Regions from separate parts of the Homo sapiens genome. Here all the other regions are linked to region 1. The links are chromatin loops, found by intact Hi-C in ENCODE. Cell type or tissue: mammary epithelial cell. All regions are shown on one strand. Each heading gives the region's core, and the rest is flanking DNA. Links, peaks and the distances in the headings are about the cores only.

What was found. A loop is a pair of places that touch in the nucleus more often than their neighbours do. Peaks named below come from ENCODE experiments on the same cell type or tissue, not always from the same donor. Only the 100,000 strongest peaks of a DNase experiment are listed, where the experiment ranks them.
Region 2: a loop joins it to region 1, with 13 times the contacts of the local background. A loop is called at or near these places in 5 of 110 quality-filtered maps.
Region 3: it touches region 1 in a loop (7-fold over the local background); 22 of 110 quality-filtered maps call a loop at or near these places.

The regions. Positions count from the first base shown.
Region 1 is chr10:97,568,994-97,575,038 of GRCh38, forward strand. It overlaps UBTD1 (ubiquitin domain containing 1), which reads left to right. Exons shown (of 3, transcript NM_024954.5): 3 at 1,145-2,213. The coding sequence ends at 1,530. It overlaps ANKRD2 (ankyrin repeat domain 2), which reads left to right and starts at 3,786. Exons shown (of 9, transcript NM_001346793.2): 1 at 3,786-3,882. The coding sequence starts at 3,796. RefSeq lists a silencer at 5,739-6,033. In mammary epithelial cell, for the core only: a CTCF peak has its summit at 3,429 (motif pointing right); DNase peaks (open chromatin) are centred at 2,858 and 3,438; H3K4me3 peaks cover 130 bases; H3K27ac peaks cover 2,072 bases.
Region 2 is chr10:97,649,510-97,655,554 of GRCh38, forward strand. PI4K2A (phosphatidylinositol 4-kinase type 2 alpha) reads left to right here. Exons shown (of 9, transcript NM_018425.4): 2 at 1,432-1,632. Among named protein-coding and RNA genes, the nearest start is that of PI4K2A, 12 kb to the left of the region's middle. RefSeq lists an enhancer at 1,837-3,036. In mammary epithelial cell, for the core only: no CTCF peak of the experiment used is centred there; a DNase peak (open chromatin) is centred at 2,452; H3K27ac peaks cover 3,347 bases.
Region 3 is chr10:97,728,399-97,734,443 of GRCh38, forward strand. No RefSeq gene overlaps it. Among named protein-coding and RNA genes, the nearest start is that of ZFYVE27, 5.7 kb to the right of the region's middle. RefSeq lists a silencer at 3,414-3,708. In mammary epithelial cell, for the core only: a CTCF peak has its summit at 3,548 (motif pointing left); DNase peaks (open chromatin) are centred at 3,543 and 5,053.

The DNA of each region.
Region 1 (6,045 bases), core at 529-5,528:
TGTATTTTTAGTAGAGACAGGGTTTCTCCATGTTGGTCAGGCTGGTCTCAAACTTCCAACTGCAGGTGATCCGCCCGCCTTGGCCTCCCGAAGTGCTGGGATTACAGGCGTGAGCCACTGCGCCTGGCCACAGACCTGGGTTTCAGTCTGAATGTTTCCCTTTCCTAACTGTCTTGGCTTTAGCAAGGAGCTTCTCGAATTTAGAGCCTGACTGCCTTACGACTGTAAAGGGGAGATGATTATTAGGATTCAGTAAGATACACATAACATCATTTAGTCCAGTCCCAGCACTTAGTAGGTGCTCAAGAGACAATAAACATATTTCTCCATGCATTACGTTTTGCCAGTAAGGACACTAAGGCCCATGGAGAGCAGAGCTGTGCTATTTCATTCATCCCTGTAACCCCAGCACCTGGCACATGTGAAGAAGTGAAAAATAATATGCCAGGATGAACAAGCCAGTACCTGGTGGAGCTGGGATGCCAGCTCAGGTCTTCCTGACTCCAGCCCTGTACACCTGGTCATCAGGCTGTCCTAGGGAGATCTGACTGTGGGGTGGCCATGGCAGGTGTATTAGTCTGCTCAGGCTCCTGTAACAAAATACCACATGCTGGGTGACTTAATCAAGAGACATTTATTTTCCACAGTTCTGGAGGCTGGGAAATCCGGCATCATGGTGCTGGCTGGTTCAGGTTTTGGTGAGGACTCTGTTGCTGGCTTGCAGGTGTCCGTCTTCTTGCTGTGTCCTCACATGGGGAGCGAGTGGAGAGTGAGATAGTGCTCTAGTGTCTCTACAAGAACTGTAAGCCAGGGCAGTGGAGCACACCTGTAGTCTCAGCTGCTCGGGAGGCTGAGGTGGGAGGATTGCATGAGCCCAGGAGTTCGAGACTAGCCTAGGCAACATAGGGAGATCTTGTCTCAAAAGAAAAAAAAAAAAAGGACCATTTTTCCCATCAAGGGGTCAGAAGGTCAGGGCCCCACGCTATGACCTCATTTAACTTTATTTATTTCTGTATAGGCCCCATGTCCAAATACAGTCACATTGGGGGTTAGAGTTTCACCATATGAATTTGGGGGGACCCAAACATTTAATCCATGATAGTGGATCCCCAAGCTGACTCTGACAGCCCTGCCTCTCCTACAGGCACCCTCTGTGAATGCTACGATGAGCTGGGCAATCGCTACCAGCTGCCCATCTACTGCCTGTCACCGCCGGTGAACCTGCTGCTGGAGCACACGGAGGAGGAGAGCCTGGAGCCCCCCGAGCCTCCACCCAGCGTGCGCCGTGAGTTCCCGCTGAAGGTGCGCCTGTCCACGGGCAAGGACGTGAGGCTCAGCGCCAGCCTGCCCGACACAGTGGGGCAGCTCAAGAGGCAGCTGCACGCCCAGGAGGGCATCGAGCCATCGTGGCAGCGGTGGTTCTTCTCCGGGAAGCTGCTCACAGACCGCACACGGCTCCAGGAGACCAAGATCCAGAAAGATTTTGTCATCCAGGTCATCATCAACCAGCCCCCACCACCCCAGGACTGATGGGCCCACGGACCCCTGGGAAGAGGCCCCGCCTGGAGCACTAGGCCCCCACCCTGCTGCTGCCTTCCAGTGCTGTCATTTTCTTCAGGGGCCCTCCCCTCGGTGTGGCTGGTGGGTGAGCCGTGAAGGGACCCTGCCTTTCAGGGCACTACGCGCCACCAGTTCCCGGTACCCAGGGAGCAGGCAGCCACACACGGGCCTTGCAACCTTGTCAGAGAAAAGGCGAACAGGGCCCTCACCCTGCCTGTCTCCCGAAGCAGGTTCGAGCCACAAGGGCCAACCAGGAGGCCCCTGGAGCCCAGATCTGTCATCTGGTGCTGCCAGCTGTGCTCACTCTGGTTTTCTGCTCAGGGTCTGAAGCAGCTGCTGTCTCCCTCCTCTGCCCCCATCCCCTGGCTCTCCCCTGGGCACAGTGCCACTCCCTTGGAAGGGAGGGAACCACCCGTGAGCCCCAGGGCTTGGGAAGCCTGAGGCGGGCCTCTGCCTCTCCCTGCCCCCAGCACAATTGGCAGAGATGAGGCGGGTGGTGGACAGCTGGGCTGTCGTGGCAGGGTCTGCACAGGGCCATGTCCTGGCTGTAACCCAGGCAGTGGGAGGTCTGCAGCCTGGTCATGGCCTCCACAGCAGGTCCCTGTGGACAGACATATCTGCATATTTATCAATAAAGCCTTTTGCTCCTTCTCGCTTGCCTGGCATTTGACTGAATTCTCCTGCAGCTCTGTGGGGCCCCTGGAGCTGTTCTGGTATGGGAACAGGTGGATGCCTGGCCTCCCCAGCTGCTCTGGGCATGCAATCTCCAGCAGAGTGAGCCTGGAACTGCCAGTCTTCTGGGCCCTGATCCCAGCTCCCCTGGTGTCCTCATGAGTCCTCAGGAAAAGCCACTCTTTGCTTTTCTTTAAAGCAGAGCCATGCTGCCTGCCCTGCCTCCTCCATCAGTTGCTGGGAGGATTAAGCAGGAAGACAGATGTGAAAGTGCTTGCAAGGCGAAGACAGCACCTCAGGAAGGTGGTCTGCTCCTGCAGCAAGAGGGGCTAACTTCCGGCCCTGGAGACGCTGTAGCCATCGTGATGTTAAAGCAAAATCTCTGACAGATTTAGATCGTGTGTCAGAGGTTTGTGTCAGCTTCCCAGCAAGGGAACCAGAAAGGAAAAGGAACCGGTTCCTCATGCTTCCTAGGGGAATGCATGCATATCTGAAGAGAAGGGAATCTTATATAAGGCTGTTTAGCTAAGGGCAGCCACCAGCCAGGTGAGCCTTACAGAAGCACAGGGCTGGGTGTCTGCAGTTCCCTAGCAGATTAACCTGGGTCACAGTGACTCAGAGCTCCAGCATGCGAGTTCCAGGTGTGGAACTGAGCAAGTACAGATCTGCTTTTGCTCCACTTGGGAGTATTTTTCCTTCTTAGTGAGCATGGGCAGCCTCCTGGCCAGGGAAGTCTGGCACTGTCTGGGCCTGACAGGGAAACCCTGGGAGGGTAGAAGGATCCAGAGTAGCTGCTGTTCCTCGCTAGCTGGGCTTAGTGCTTTCCGGAGACCCCTTTCTTGAAGCAAGACTCTGTAAGCCCTGCAGAGGTCCCCTGAGCACTTACCAAGAGAGGAGACAGATTGGATAAGGTTTGTTCATGACTAAAAGTCACCCAGCCAAATGCAGTGATGCTTAACGGGGAAGCATGTGGGACCCCGGAGAGCCGAAGGCCAGCGTGAGCTGTGATCAGAGAGGGAGACAGCTGCCCTTCCTGCTACCACGGCCCTGGCCTGGACAAGTAGAGTGTGACCCTCCTCACAGCCAGCAGGGCCTGTCTGCAGGACAGCCTGGGAGTACAGAACTGTCCTGGGTCCCCCGTTTGGTTTTCAGGCCCTCTTCCTGGAGCTGGCTGAGCAGGGTTTCCAGGCATCCAGCAGGTGGCACTGTCATCTGGGCTGGAGCATGCAGCCAGCAGTTCCCTTTTGCAACTCAGTTGCCTTGGCTAAGGCCCAACCAGTCCCAAGTGCTCAGGACAGAGGCTGGACGGGCTCCTTCCTGCACCCCTGCTCTTGGGACACAGTGCCCTCCGGCTCTAATAGGCCAGGAGTTGGGGGGGCAACTGGCTCTGCTCCCTGGCCCTGGCTCCCCCTGCTCCCTGGGGCTGCCCGAGGTGAAGGTGACAGGTGGGGGAGGCAGGTGGAGAATTGGGCCAGTGAGCTCATGGCAAAGGCGCCCAGCTGGGCAGGGGTGGGTGCTCTGGCCTATAAAGCCCCCGAGGCCCTGTGGCCTGCAGAGGCGGTTATGGACGGCACCATGGAGGACTCCGAGGCGGTGCAGAGGGCCACAGCGCTCATCGAGCAGCGGCTGGCACAGGAGGAGGAGAATGAGGTGCGAGCAGGGGTGGAGGTGCCCAAGGGGGTCTGAGGAGATCCAGTTCTGCTGTCAAGGGGAGGGAGATCCTGTCTGCTACACCTGTGGTGGGGAGGGGGGCAGATGTCCCCAGGGGCCCAGTTGGGCCTCATTCCTGTCCCAGGGTATTACTGGCAGGGGGTATTGCTGGCAGCAGAAGACTGAGGCTTCAGCCTTCAAAATTAAGTCAGTGAGATGGGGAGCTGGGCTGGGCTTCCTAAGACTGCTCACCCTCCTGGGCCTTGAGAGACAGTGGGCTGTACAAAGCAGACAGCTGGGTGCTGCCTGGGACTTTCAGGAATGTGTGGCCCTGTGATGCCCCAGTGACTGAGTGGGAGGCTGGGGCAGGGGAAACTCCAGTATTTGGCCAGTGAAGAAGAGAGTGAGGAAGGGATGCTGGGAAATGAAGCATGGATTTTGCCAGCCTGCTGGCCACCCTTGGGGAGTCCTTTGGCGTGTGGTGTTCTGGGCAATTGCATTTTCTCTGGGATAAGGAAGTGGAGCGGTGGCAGGGGGTGCTGGCTTGTCCTATTCTGCATTTTTTTTTTTGAGACGGGGTCTCCCTCTGTTGCCCAGGCTGGAGTGCAATGCATGATCTTGACTCACTGCAACCTCCGCCTCCTGGGTTCAAGCGATTCTCCTGCCTCAGCCTCCCGAGTAGCTGGGATTACAGGCATGCACCACCATGCCTGGCTAATTTTTGTATTTTTAGTAGAGATGGGGTTTCACTCTGTTGGTCAGGCTGGTCTCAAACTCCTGGCCTCAGATGATCCACCCACCTTGGCCTCCCAAAGTACTGGGATTACAGGTATGAGCCACCATGCCCGGCCCCTACTCTTCACTTTATTTAAACTAATACTTCATCTAGTGTTGGCTCTGCCAAGAGCCCAGAGCTGTAGAAATGGGTGGACCAATAAGGGTCAGACCCTGCCTTCTTTTTACCAACCCAGGATTCATTTTAGCCCATTTGTTGGTTTCATAGTCAACTAAGAAACAAGGCAAAGGGAAGAAATGACTAAATAGAGGTGTGAATCAGAAGTGGAGGAACACAAGGGGCTCATGAATTGTTCTGAGGGCCTTCAAGGACTCCTCTGTGGACAGGGCCAGGTGCAGTGGCTCAAGCCTGTAATCCCAGCATTTTGAGATCTGAGATCCGAGGTGGGCAGATCACTTGAAGTCAAGAGTTCGAGACTCACCTGGCCAACATGGTGAAATCCTGTCTCTACTAAAAATACAATTAGCCAGGAATGGTGTCAGGCACCTGTAATCCCAGCTACTCAGGAGGCTGAGGCAGGAGAATTGCTTGAACCTGGGAGGCGGAGGTTGCAGTAAGCCGAGATCGCACCACTGCACTTCAGCCTGGGTGACAGAGGGAGACTCCGTCTCAAAAAAAAAAAAAAGGGGACTCCTCTGTGGACAGGAGGATACCTGAGCTGGGCCTTCAAGGGGACTCAGTGGAGTCCAGGATGGTGGAGGGTATTCCAGCCTCAGGAAATGCAGGAGCTGAAGTTTCCATGAGTGAAAGCGTGGCTGTCTTGATAAAGTCTGGTAGTAGGGGCTAAGGCTGGAAAGACACAAGCCAGAGAGGGCCATGTAAAAGATATTTATTCTGTGGGCAGTGAGGAGCCACTAAATGTTATTGAGTGAGGGAGATTGGTGTCATCTGACCTATTTTAGGAAAGCAGCTCTGATGGCCCTGAGAAGGACTTGTTGGAAAAGGCTGGCCCTAGCAGGAATGGAGGGGAGGAGATAAATCAGGTTGGAGGTAGATGCCATTCAAAAAAAGGAGTGTGACTGAATGAGGGGTGAGGAGGAAGGAAGGGTCAAGACCCCAAGGGAAGAAGGGATGAGGTCAGGAAAGAGCTTGGAATGAGCCCTGGCTGGGGCAAGCATCCCTGGATCTCTAGGAATCCCACTTCTCCCTCCCCCAAGGGCATGTGCCTATGGTTGGCTGGTGCCAGGCAGGTGAGTCATGCTGCTATGCCAGTTCTGGAGTGCTGCCAATAGACACACAGACCTTCAGCAAGGGGACGCAGAGCAGTGTCTTCCGTTCATTCATCCAATAAATATAGCTACAGAGCTGTCAGGACACCAGTGCCAGGCCCTGTGCTAAGCATTTTACAGGCATTCTCCCATTTAATC
Region 2 (6,045 bases), core at 449-5,448, 80 kb after region 1:
CTTTTTCCTGCTGTGATTTTTCTCTTTGGATAATAAGGCTGCGAGAGGAAATCTCTTCATCATTGATGAAGGAATTTCCTTAACCTCATTCCATAATAGATTTTTTTTTTTTTTTTTTTTTTTTTTTTTTTGAGGCAGAGGCTTGGTCTTGTCACCCAGGCTGGAGTGCAGTGGCGTGATCTCAGCTCACTGCAACCTCCGCCTCCTGAGTTCAAGTGATTCTCCTGCCTCAGCCTCCCGGGTAGCTGGGATTACAGGTGCATGCCACCATGCCCAGCTAATTTTTGTATTTTTAGTAGAGACAGGGTTTCACCATGTTGGCCAGGCTGGTCTCGAACTCTTGACCTCAGGTTATCTGCCCACCTTGGCCTCCCAAAGTGCTGGGATTACAAGCGTAAGCCACCATGCCCGGCCCATAATACCTTCTTTACTTCCTTCCAGTTGGTAAAGTTTTTAGTCTTTCTGTAATTGGTGCAGAACAACAGTGTGCATAATGTAACTTCGGAAATTAGAGTTTATGATGTTAAATTTCTGGCATACCACATACAGAAAGATCCCGTAGGATAAATAGGGCAGGGGTGCATGCAAAAAAAGAGAACATATAACCTGTGATAAGTTAATTCCTCATTTTTTTGGGGGAAAGATTACTTTAGAGCCCTCGATATGTGCATTAGGATATTGTATCTTTCTGGAGGGCAGGAAGCAGTACCATATTGGCATTAGATGCTGCCAGTGACTCACGATCTACCACTGAATTGGCTTCTGTACCTTTTTTTTTTTTTTTTGTGAGACAGGGTCTCGTTTGGTCGCCCAGGGTGAGGAATGCAGTGTGGGCAATCTAGGCTCACTGCAACCTCCGCCCCATGGGTTCAAGTGATTCTCATGCCTCAGCCTCTGAAGTAACTGGAATTACAGGTGTGCACCACCGCGCCCAGCTACTTTTTGTATTTTTAGTAGAGACAGGGTTTCGCCATGTTGGCCAGGCTGGTCTCAAACTCCTGGCCTCAAATTATCCACCCGCCTTGGCCTCCCAAAGTGCTGGGATTACAGGCATGAACCCTTGTACCTGGCCTGCTTCTGTGTCTTGCTCCTAGAAATGTAGCAATCCATTTACCTTGTTTGTTTGAAGCACAAAGTTAGAGGTAGGTACTTATATGAGGGAAAAGAGATGGAGAAGAGGGAAAAAGGAGCAAGGAAGAAAGAGAAGACTTAAGATGTTCTTTGGCCACAACCCTTTCTAGCAGTGGGTCTCTTAGCTGCACACACGAGCTGGTGTCTTCCCCTTACCAACTGGGAGAAACCTGAGTCCAACTGTAAGTAGGAATTGTCTGCCTATGCCCTGTCATTTCTTTCCAGATTCCTGCTGACTTGGTCTGTGGGCTATTTTGGTCAACTCGGATTTAACATCCTCTTTTTCTTTGGTCTCTGTAGAGGATCATTGCTGTCTTCAAACCCAAGAATGAAGAGCCCTATGGGCATCTTAATCCTAAGTGGACCAAGTGGCTGCAGAAGCTGTGCTGTCCTTGCTGCTTTGGCCGTGACTGCCTTGTCCTTAACCAGGGCTATCTCTCAGAAGCAGGGGCCAGCCTGGTGGACCAAAAACTGGAACTCAACATTGTTCCCCGTACAAAGGTCAGTGACCCATCTCCAGGAAGCCTTACTGCCTGGCCACAGTTTTCCTGGGGCCTAAGCCCTGCTACATGTTAGTGGGACCTTGGGTCCAGTGGGGTCATTTATACCCTAAGTCTGGGTTCTCGATCTTTTTTCGGGAGGATGGCAGGATTAGGCTTATGATTTGATCACCTGATGAAGGCTATCTTTTGAAGGATACACACACAATTTTTGCATACAATTTTAGGAAATTCACAAACTTCTACTGCATGTTTATGGCTCCCTTGGTCTTTGAATCCCAGCTAACCCCAAGCTAGTTAGAAACCTAGTGACTTTGTGGCTTACTCTCAGACTTCTGAGCCATCCCAGCATTTCGATACAGTCTAGGACTGGCTGATGACAGCTAAGAACTTCTGCAGGGTCTGACAAGGAAGACTTTAGGACAGGCTGAGGGTTAGAACAATGGTCTGGCCTGAACCCTACAGGGAACTGACATGGAATATTTCTAACTTATCTTTATGCTGTCGAATTTTGGGACTTGTCTGAACACATCAAAATAGGGGTGCCAGATCTAGGCAAACTCACACTCAGAATGGATTCATACACATCTTGTATGTGTTATAGACATAGTTGAGGTCTCCCCCAACCCCCACCCCCACCAATATGCTTGAATACAGAATTGATTGCATACAATTTGAGGGAGTTTACTGACACCAGGCTAAGAACCCCTGCACTACAAGGTATTCCATGAAACTCACCAAAGGTTATGAGGGGAAGGAATCTACTGGTCAGCATATGAACATGTCCGGACACATCATTCACTGAGTACGTGGCTACCTGGGGTTTAGTAACAACTTAGGTGGGACTCTCATCTGATGCCCTGAGGCTGCTGAGTCATCTAAACAATCCTGGCTCCGTGCTTAGTCTTAACTAGTCTATGCTAGTTTATTTAGTTATTTACTAAATAACTAAAACTAAATTTATTTAGTTATTTAGTAAATAACTCTTTGAGAATCTGATGAAACCTATAGACCCCCTTTCCAGAAAAAGTACATATATTTGCAATTATTGTTTTGTGTATAATTTTAGGGCAATGGTTCATAAACGTTGCAGTCTATCTGTTGACACCCCAGGGAGCATGTCTCTAGATTAAAATCCCTCTGCTTAAAGTTTTCTTTTCTTTCTTATTTTTAGAGACAGGGTCTTGCTCTGTTGCCCAGGCTGGGGTGCAGTGGCATGATCACAACTCACTGCAGCCTTGACCTCCCAGGCTCAAGCAGTCCTCCCACCTCAGCCTCTCAGGTTGGGACTACGGGCATGTGCCACCATGCCTGGCTAATTTTTTTTTTTTTTAATTTTTTGTAGAGACAAGGTCTCCCTGTTTTGCCCAGGCTGGTCTTGAACTCCTGGGCTCAAGCTATCCTCCTGCCTTGGCCTCCCAAAGTGCTGGGATTACAAGTGTGAGCCACCACACCCAGCCTTAAAGATGTCTTCTCAGGTTTAGATAGCAGATTCTATGAGCAAAGAGATTGATCAGCAGTAGAAACTTCCCTTCCGTTTGAGAGGAAAATGTGACTATTGTGGATATTTAACCATGTCTGCTCCTTTGCTACTAAACTCCAAACAATTAGCCAACTAGTTTGTAAGTTATAGAAGTCAGAGACCACTTCTCAAGATTTCCTCTCTCATTCTCAGCACCTAGCAAAATACTATATTTATAGTAAGCATTCATGAAGTACCAGCTGAGTCAGTAAATGAATATGAAATCATGAGAAACAATACCAAAGTTCTTCCAACTTTAGGTCTAGCGAGAAAATGTTTGACCAGGCTTCTAGTTCCCATTTCACATCTAATTCACTGCCTGGCTTTGTACAGCTCATTCCTTCTCTTTATGCCTTACTTTTCCCTCTCTGTGCAGATAGTTTTACAGCATGCTTTGAACATCTTGTATGATAATTAATGTTCTTAAGTCTCCTAACCTGAAATGCTTCTACTAGGCTCCTCTTAGACTCTAGAAACTTTTACATTCTCCTTGCTTATCACTCTATAGTTTTCTTCCTTTACTAGGCAAATAGCAGACCGTGTCTGGCTCTATGCCTACCTGCTCTGTTGGTGCTTCTGGAGTGTGGTGCCCAAGAATCAGAGGACTTGAGTTTGAATTCTTGCTCTGCAGTTTTTGATTTGTGTAACACTTGGGCAAGTCATGTAACCTCCCTAGGCTCAGTTTCCTTACTGTAAAAATAGGGATATAAATAGTTCCTACTTTGTAGAGTGGCCATCAATATTACACAAGACAGCCTATATGAAGCACATAGCTGAGTGAGTGCCAGGCACAACGTAAACCCTCCATATGTTAGCCTGTGATATTTTTATCAGCTATTCTAATCGTTAGTGTCACCCCCACAATCCCTTTCGTCCCTATCTTTGGTCTTCCTCTTTCCCTGTTAGAGAACCTTCACGAGGCCTGAGGATCTTTTGCATCAGAAAGTCAGCAACAACAAAAATACTTGTCTTGGCTGGGCTCATTGGCTCACGCCTGTAATCCCAGCACTTTGGGAGGCCTAAGTGGGTGGATCACCTCAGGTCAGGAGTTCGAGACCAGCCTGGCCAACAGGGTGAAACCCTGTCTCTACTAAAAATACAAAACTTAGCTGAGCATGGTGGTGCGTGCCTGTAATCCCAGCTACTTGGGAGGCTGAGGCAGGAGAATCGCTTGAACCTGGAAGGCAGAGGTTGCAGTGAGCTGAGATTGTGCCACCACACTCTATCCTGGGCAACAGAGCGAGACTCCGTCTCAAAAAAAAAAAATACTTGTCTTCCATGAGACTGAGATGAGACAGAACTTTGGAAGCTTAACATATAGCTGCTGGAGAATAGTAAGAGGACTCCTCTCCCTGTCTCCCCAACTCTTGTGACAGGACTCTATCCAGTTGATCAGAGCATCTGTCATTATAGAAACAAGGTTCACATTGCATTGGAACTTCAAATGGTAAGGCTCTAATTCTCACTCACTGGCTGTCTCTGCTCTCTGCTCCTATGAGGTTTCAGGTTATGATAGTTTCATTAGTCATGGGGAAAAAGTGGTTTGTTAGGAAGAATGATAGAAAATAAATATGATGGGGGCAAAAGGGGATTTATGGCTTGAGAGAGCCAGGAGTTTCACTGTGGACACTGGCAAGGTAGCCTTAGGAAAGCTCTTTTTCCTTCATTCCTATGCCTGAGTTTTCTGATTTGTAAGGCAGGGAGTGCCTACTACAGTACCATGCACATCCATTTTAGGTAGTCTATTAATACTAGATGGTAGCATGGAGCGATAGATGAGAGGCAGTTATTTTGCCTCTCAGGTTCATGGGAAAAAAAATAGTTATTTGTAATAAATTTTACAAGGCTTAGGAAAATACCTTTCTTATAAGTTTGATTTTAGGTATTTATATGCTAAAACTCACTTGTTGCTGTCTCTGAAAGAAGCTTGTAACTCATTCTTCATTCACTTAATAAATATTTAATGAGCATATGCCAGCTACTGTGTTAGGTGCTGTGGATGCTAATATAAATAAGATGTTCTCCGCTTCCTCAAATCTCATTCATTTTAAAGGAGGAGTTAGATATACAAATGGATAATTACAAGACAATGTGATAAGTGTGACAATAGATGCATATGTGGATTACAATTACGTCACTGCAATTTGACTTAAGTATAATATTGATGGCTCATAAAAATTTTTTTTAGAATAAGTAATGCATGCATCTAGTATAAAAATCAGAAGGCACATAGGGTAAACAGAGAAAAGTAATTCAGACTCCCTGCTACCCCTATCTCCTGGCCATTCAGTTTCCTTCCTCAGAGGCAGCCAGGATTACAGTGTATAGCCTATACATAAAAATAGCAGTTAATTAAAATGAAAACCAATTTTAATGTTTGTGTTTTGAATACGAATAATTTCACAAAGTAAAAAAATTCAAAAGGGCCCGGGCACAGTGGCTCATGCCTGTAATCCCAGCACTTTGGGAGGCCGAGGTAGGAGGATCACCTGAGGTCAGGAGATCAAGACCAGCCTGGCCAACATGGTGAAACCCTCTCTCTACTAAAAATACAAAAATTAGCCAGGAGTGGTGGCACACACCTGTAATCCCAGCTACTTGGGAGGCTGAGGCATGAGAATTGCTTGAATGCGGGACTTGGAGGTTGCAGTGAGCCGAGACTGTGCCACTGCACTCCAGCCTGGGCAACAGAGTGAGACTCTGTCTCAAAAAAAAAAAAAAAAAAAAATTTTTTTTCAAAAGGAAATGAAGGGGTACAGAGTAAATTGCAACTTGTTTGTCTCTGGAAAGAAGATGGGCATTTGGCCTAATCTAACCCAGGAGATGACAGTGTTAATCCTTGTACTTCATACTAGCTGCTGTAACAACCCTTAAATCTAAGTGGTTTAATAC
Region 3 (6,045 bases), core at 449-5,448, 160 kb after region 1:
ATTTTTTATGGTGAATAATATTCCAGTGAACGGATAGAATATATTTTGTTTATATCATTCACTAATTTTTAATTTTTTTTTTTTTTTTTTGAGACAGAGTCTTGCTCTGTCGCCCAGGCTGGAATGCAGTGGCGCGATCTCAGCTCACTGCAAGCTCCGCCTCCCGGGTTCATGCCATTCTCCTTCCTCAGCCACCCGAGTAGCTGGGACTACAGGCGCCCACCACTATGCCCAGCTAATTTTTTGTATTTTTAGTAGAGACGGGGTTTCACTGCATTAGCCAGGATGGTCTCAATTTCCTGACCTCGTGATCCACCCACCTCAGCCTCCCAAAGTGCTGGGATTACAGGCGTGAGCCACCGTGCCCGGCTTTAATTTTTTTTTTTTTTTTTGAGACAGAGTTTCCCTCTGTCACCTAGGCTGGAGTGCAATGGCGCGATCTCAGCTCACTGCAACCTCCGCTTTCCAGGCTCAAGCGATTCTCGTGCCTTAGCCTCCTGAGTAGCTGAGATTACAGGCAAGCGCCACCATGCCTGGTTAATTTTTGTATTTTTAGTAGAAATGGGGTTTCGCCATGTCAGCCAGGCTGGTCTTGAACTCCTGGCCTCAAGTGATCCGCAGGCCTTTGTCTCCCAGAGTGCTGGGATTAGAGGCGTGAGCCACACCGCCCAGCCTCTTAAAATTTTTTTAATTGTAGTAACATACACATAACATAAAATTGACCATTTTCAAGTGTACAGTTCGATGGTATTAAGTCCATTCATGTTGTTAAACAACATGGTCTATACTGGCTGTTGTGCAACCATCACCACCATCCATCTCCATGGCTCTTCTCATCTTGCAAAACTACCACCCTGAACCATGAAACAATAACTCCCCATTTCCTCCTCCCCACAGCCCCTGGCAACCACCATTCTACTTTCAGTCTCTGAATTTGACTACGCTAGGTACTTCATAGAAGTGGAATCATACAGTACTTATCTTTTTGTCACTAGCTTATTTCATTTAGCATAATGTATTCAAGGGTCATCCATGCTGTAGCATGTGTCAGAATGTCCTTCATTTTTAAGGCTGAACAATGTTCCATCTTCTGTTTATACCGCATTTTGTTTATCCATTCATCCACTGATGGACACCTGGGTTGCTTCCACCTTTTGGCTATTGTGAATAATCTGCGAATGAACATGGGTGTACAAATATCTCTTTGAGACCTTGCTTTAAATTCTTTTGGGTATATACTCAGAAGTGGAATTGCTGGATCAAATGGTAATTCTATTTTTTAATTTTTAAGGAACTGCCACAATGCTTTCTATACCATTTTACATTTTCATTGACAGTGCACAAGGGTTCCGATTTCTCCACATCCCCAACTTCTATTTTTTTTTTAAGACGGAGTCTCACTCTGTCGTCCGGGCTGGAGTGCAGTGGCACTGCAACCTTCTGCCTCCCAGGTTCAAGCTTTCTCCTGCCTCAGCCTCCTGAGTAGCTGGGATTACAGGCATGCGCCACCATGACCAGCTAATTTTTGTACTTTTAGTAGAGACGAGCTTTCACCATGTTGGTCAGGCTGGTCTCGAACTCCTGACCTCATGATCCACCCGCCTCAGCCTCCCAGAGTGCTGGGATTACAGGCATGAGCCACCATGCCCAGCCCCCACTAACTTCTTATTTTCCATGTTATTTATTCATTTTTAAACAAGCATTCATTGAGTACCTACTATGCCACAGCTCTATACTTGGTAGAAACTGAGGCTGCCAAAATGTTAAATCTGTTTCCCTGCTCTTAGAACTTAGGAAACAATGGAGAAACAGTCATGTTCAAGAGATAGAGTGAAATGCAAGGTGATAGGTGCCTAATAGAGATGGAATCAATGGTAGATTGGATAAAGAAAATGTGGTACAGGCCGGATGCTGTGGCTCACGCTTGTAATCCTAACACTTTGGGAGGCCCAGGCAGGTGGATAGTCTGAGCCCAGGCGTTCGAGACCAGCCTGAGAAACATGGTGAAATCCCGGCTCTACAAAAAAAATACAAGTATTAGCTGGGCTTGTTGACGCGTGCCTGTAATCCCAGCTACCTGGGAGACTGAGGTGGGAGGATCCCCTGAGCCCAAGGAGGTGAAGGCTGCAGTGAACCATGATGGTGCCACTGTACTCCAGCCTGGGTGACAGAGTGAGACCCTGTCTCAAAAAAAAAAAAAAAAAAAAGAAGAAGAAGAAGAAGAAGAAAATATGGTACATATATACCAAGGCCGTAAAAAGAACGAGATCATAGCCTTTGCGGCAACATGGATGGAGCTGGAGGCCATTATCCTAAGTGAGCTAACACAGGAGCAGAAAACCAAACACTGCATGTTCTTATAGATGGGAGCTAAATACTGAATACCCACGGACACAAAGAAGGGAACAGACACCAGGGAGACACCAGGGCCTACTGGAGGATGGAAAGTTGAAGGAGGCTAAGGATTGAAAAACTACCTATAAATACACAGATACTATGCCTGTTAACTGGATGACAAAATAATATGGACACTGAATCCCCATGACATGGAATTTATCTATGGAACCAACCTGCACATGTACCCCTAAAACAAAAATAAAAGTTAAAAAAAAAAAAGAGAGAGAGATGGAGGCTGGGCGTGGTGGCTCGCGCCTGTAATCTCAGCACTTTGGGAGGCTGAGGTGGGTGGATCACCCGAGGTCAGGAGTTCGAGACCAGCCTAGCCAACATGGTGAAACCCCATCTCTACTAAAAATACAAAAATAGTCGGGCATGGTGGCGGGCGCCTGTAATCCCAGCTACCTGGGAGGCTGAGGCTGGAGAATCACTTGAACCCAGGAGGCAGAGGTTGCAGTGAGTCGAGATCATGCCACTGCTCTCCAGCCTGGGCGACAGAGTTATACTCCATTTCAACAACAACAACAACAAAAAGAAAAAAAAAAGAAAAAAAGAAAACGGCGTGTGATTTCTGAGGATGCATCAGAAGAGACTTTTGGCTTCCTTCCTGGCTCCCTGGTGGATCTCTTGTTCTGGGTTAAGGCATCCGCCATGTCAGGAGGACACTCAAGAAGCGTTCAGGAGAGCCCCGAGGGAGGACCTGGCACCTTCTGCCATCTTGTCACTATTGGAGAGTGCCAGCATCACCTTGTCAGCTGTGTGAGGAAGCCACCCTGGGAGCCGATCCTCCAGCCCCACTAAGCCTTCAGATGATTGCAGCCTTGACCAACATGTGACTGCAACCTTATGAAAGCGCCTGAGCCAAAACCATCACCAAGCTGCTCTTGATTTTCTGACTAAAAACACCCAGAACCCAAAAAACTGTGAGATAATACATGCTTATTGTTGTTTTAAGTAATTAAGTTTTGAAATACTTCATTACACAGCAAGAGATAACTAATGCAGCTAGAAGCATGAAAATATCTGGCATAGTGTGGAAATGGCGAGAAATGCATTGAGGCTGGCACGAGAGGTTAAAGCCAGAAACTTGGAGTTGAAAGAGATGCTTCTGAAATGCCATGTTTCTCCATAAGAGTGGGCAAGGGAGCCATCTGGTGGAGGAGGCATGCTTAGACATTCCCTTCTCTCTTCCCTGATTTCTCCAGCCTGTTCTCCTCAGCATTTCCACCTAGTATTTCTCCAAGGGCCACAGTGAGGTTTATGAGTCAAGTATGTGGGCCATAAACACACTTGCTTATTGAAGCAAATACTAACCTCTGCAAAATGTCAAGGTAAGATATTATCTTCAGTGATTATTTAATTTTCTCCCTTAGTCTCTTCTACCTGTCTGCTACCAAGGGGAAAACATCAGCAGCACCAGGAGTTGAGGCAGAATGCTGCAGGAGGGAAAGAAGGAACTAGAACTTGATTATGGAAAAATCAGAATTAGACTCGAGAGAGCACAGTCAAGCTGGTCCGTCTCTTAATTATAAGGGGAGGCCTTTATTCATCGCTACAGGCCACGACTATTGTCCCTTTCTGGTTTTTAAAGCCTTCTTGTATCCTCCAATGTTCCCTCCAGATAATGTCTAGAAATTCTTGAATAATATCTCTCAATTCTATAGCTGCTGGAAGAGAAAACAAATACTATTACTCTCCACTGTCAGACTGAGGCCAAGGAGGAGGAATTGCAAAGAAACTAAAATTTACCTTTGGAGTAAATTACCAGTGTGAGAATTTCAGGCACTTAGGATATATATATTATTATTATTTTTTCGAGACAGAGTCTTGCTCTGTCGCCCAGGCTGGAGTGCAGTGGCACGATCTCCGCTCACTGCAACCCCCGCCTCCTGGGTTCAAGCAATTCTTCTGTCTCAGCCTCCTAAGTAGCTGGAATTACAGGCACGCGCCACCACACCCGGCTAATTTTTATATTTATTTATTTATTTATTTTGAGACGGAGTCTAGCTCTGTCGCCCAGGCTGGAGTGCAGTGGCATGATCTCGGCTCACTGCAATCTCCGCCTCCTGGGTTCACACCATTCTCCTGTTTCAGCCTCCCCACTAGCTGGGACTACAGACGCCCACCACCATGCCCGGCTAATTTTTTTGTATTTTTAGTAGAGCCCAGGTTTCACCGTGTTAGCCAGAATGGTCTCGATCTCTTGACCTTATGATCTGCCCACCTTGGCCTCCCAAAGTGCTGGGATTACAGGCGTGAGCCACCGCGCCCGGCCTGATTTTTATATTTTTAGTAGAGACGGGGTTTCACCTTGTTGGCCAGGCTGGTCTCAAACTCTTGACCTCAGGTGATCTGCCCGCCTCAGCCTCTCAAAGTGCTGGGATTACACGTGTGAGCCACTGTGCCTGACCGGTACTTAGGTTATTAAAGAAAAAAATTTATTTTTCTTAAGAAGGGTGGGGACTCCTTAGCTTAAATACTACATTGTTGAACACAAAACTTTCCCCATCCTCTCACTTAGATTAAGTCTGCCTCTTCTCTCTGCTCCTACGGTTACAGTAGAATCCCCTGCTTTATATCATGGCTCAGTCAAGTCAGCGTCTTCTGTTGAACTAAGAGTTCATAGAGGGTAGAATTTCTGTCCAGTTCATTCTTGCTGGTTTCACAGTCATTGTTTTAAGAAATGATTCATGACCAGCCTGGGCAACATAGCAACACCTCATTCTACAAAAAAAAAAAAAAAAAAAAAATTGGCCAGGCACGGTAGCTCACACCTGTAATCCCAGCACTTTGGGAGGCTGAGGCAGGCAGATCACGAGCTCAAGAGATCGAGACCATCCTGGCCAACATGGTGAAACCCCGTCTCTACTAAAAATACAAAAATTAGCTGGGCGTGGTGGTGTGCACCTGTAGTCCCAGCTACTCGGGAGGCTGAGGCAGGAGAATCGCTTGAATCCGGGAGGCGGAGCTTGCAGTGAGCCAAGATCGTGCCACTGCACTCCAGCCTGATGACAGAGTGAGACTCCGTTTCAAAAAAAAATAAAAATAAAAATTAAGTAGCTAGGTGTTAGTGGTGTGCACCTGTAGTCCCAGCTCCTCTGGAGGCTGAGGCAGGAGGATTGTTTGAGCCCAGGAATTAGAGTGAGCTATGATTGCACCATTGCACTGCAGCCTGGGCAGCAGCAGAAGACCCTATCTCAAAAATAAAATAAAATTACATTAAAAAAGGAAAGAAAGATAAGAAAAAGAAAAAAGAAATGGGCATTGTTCTGGGGCTTTTGTTGAAAGAGATGTGAATTCTGTGCTCCAAGAGGAAACTGACACGCATGCGCTCATTCAAGGAACATTTGTTGGTACCTCCTTTGTGCTAGATGCTGGACACAGAAATTATAGGCAGTTCCCTCAGGACTCTCACTGTCTAGAGAGAGGAGGAGGCACCAAGTGCTGGGGTGGGGCAGGCCCACGGAGCCAAGTCAGAAGGGCACGTAATCCAGACAGTGGCTGCTGATGGGGAAGGTGTCAGAGAAGTCTTTCTTCAGGGGTGAGATCTGAGCTGAATTTTGGAGGAAGAATAAGAGCTGGCCAACTAAAGAATATGGGGCGCAGTGGCTCACGTCTGTAATCCCAGCGCTTTGGGAGGTCGAGGCA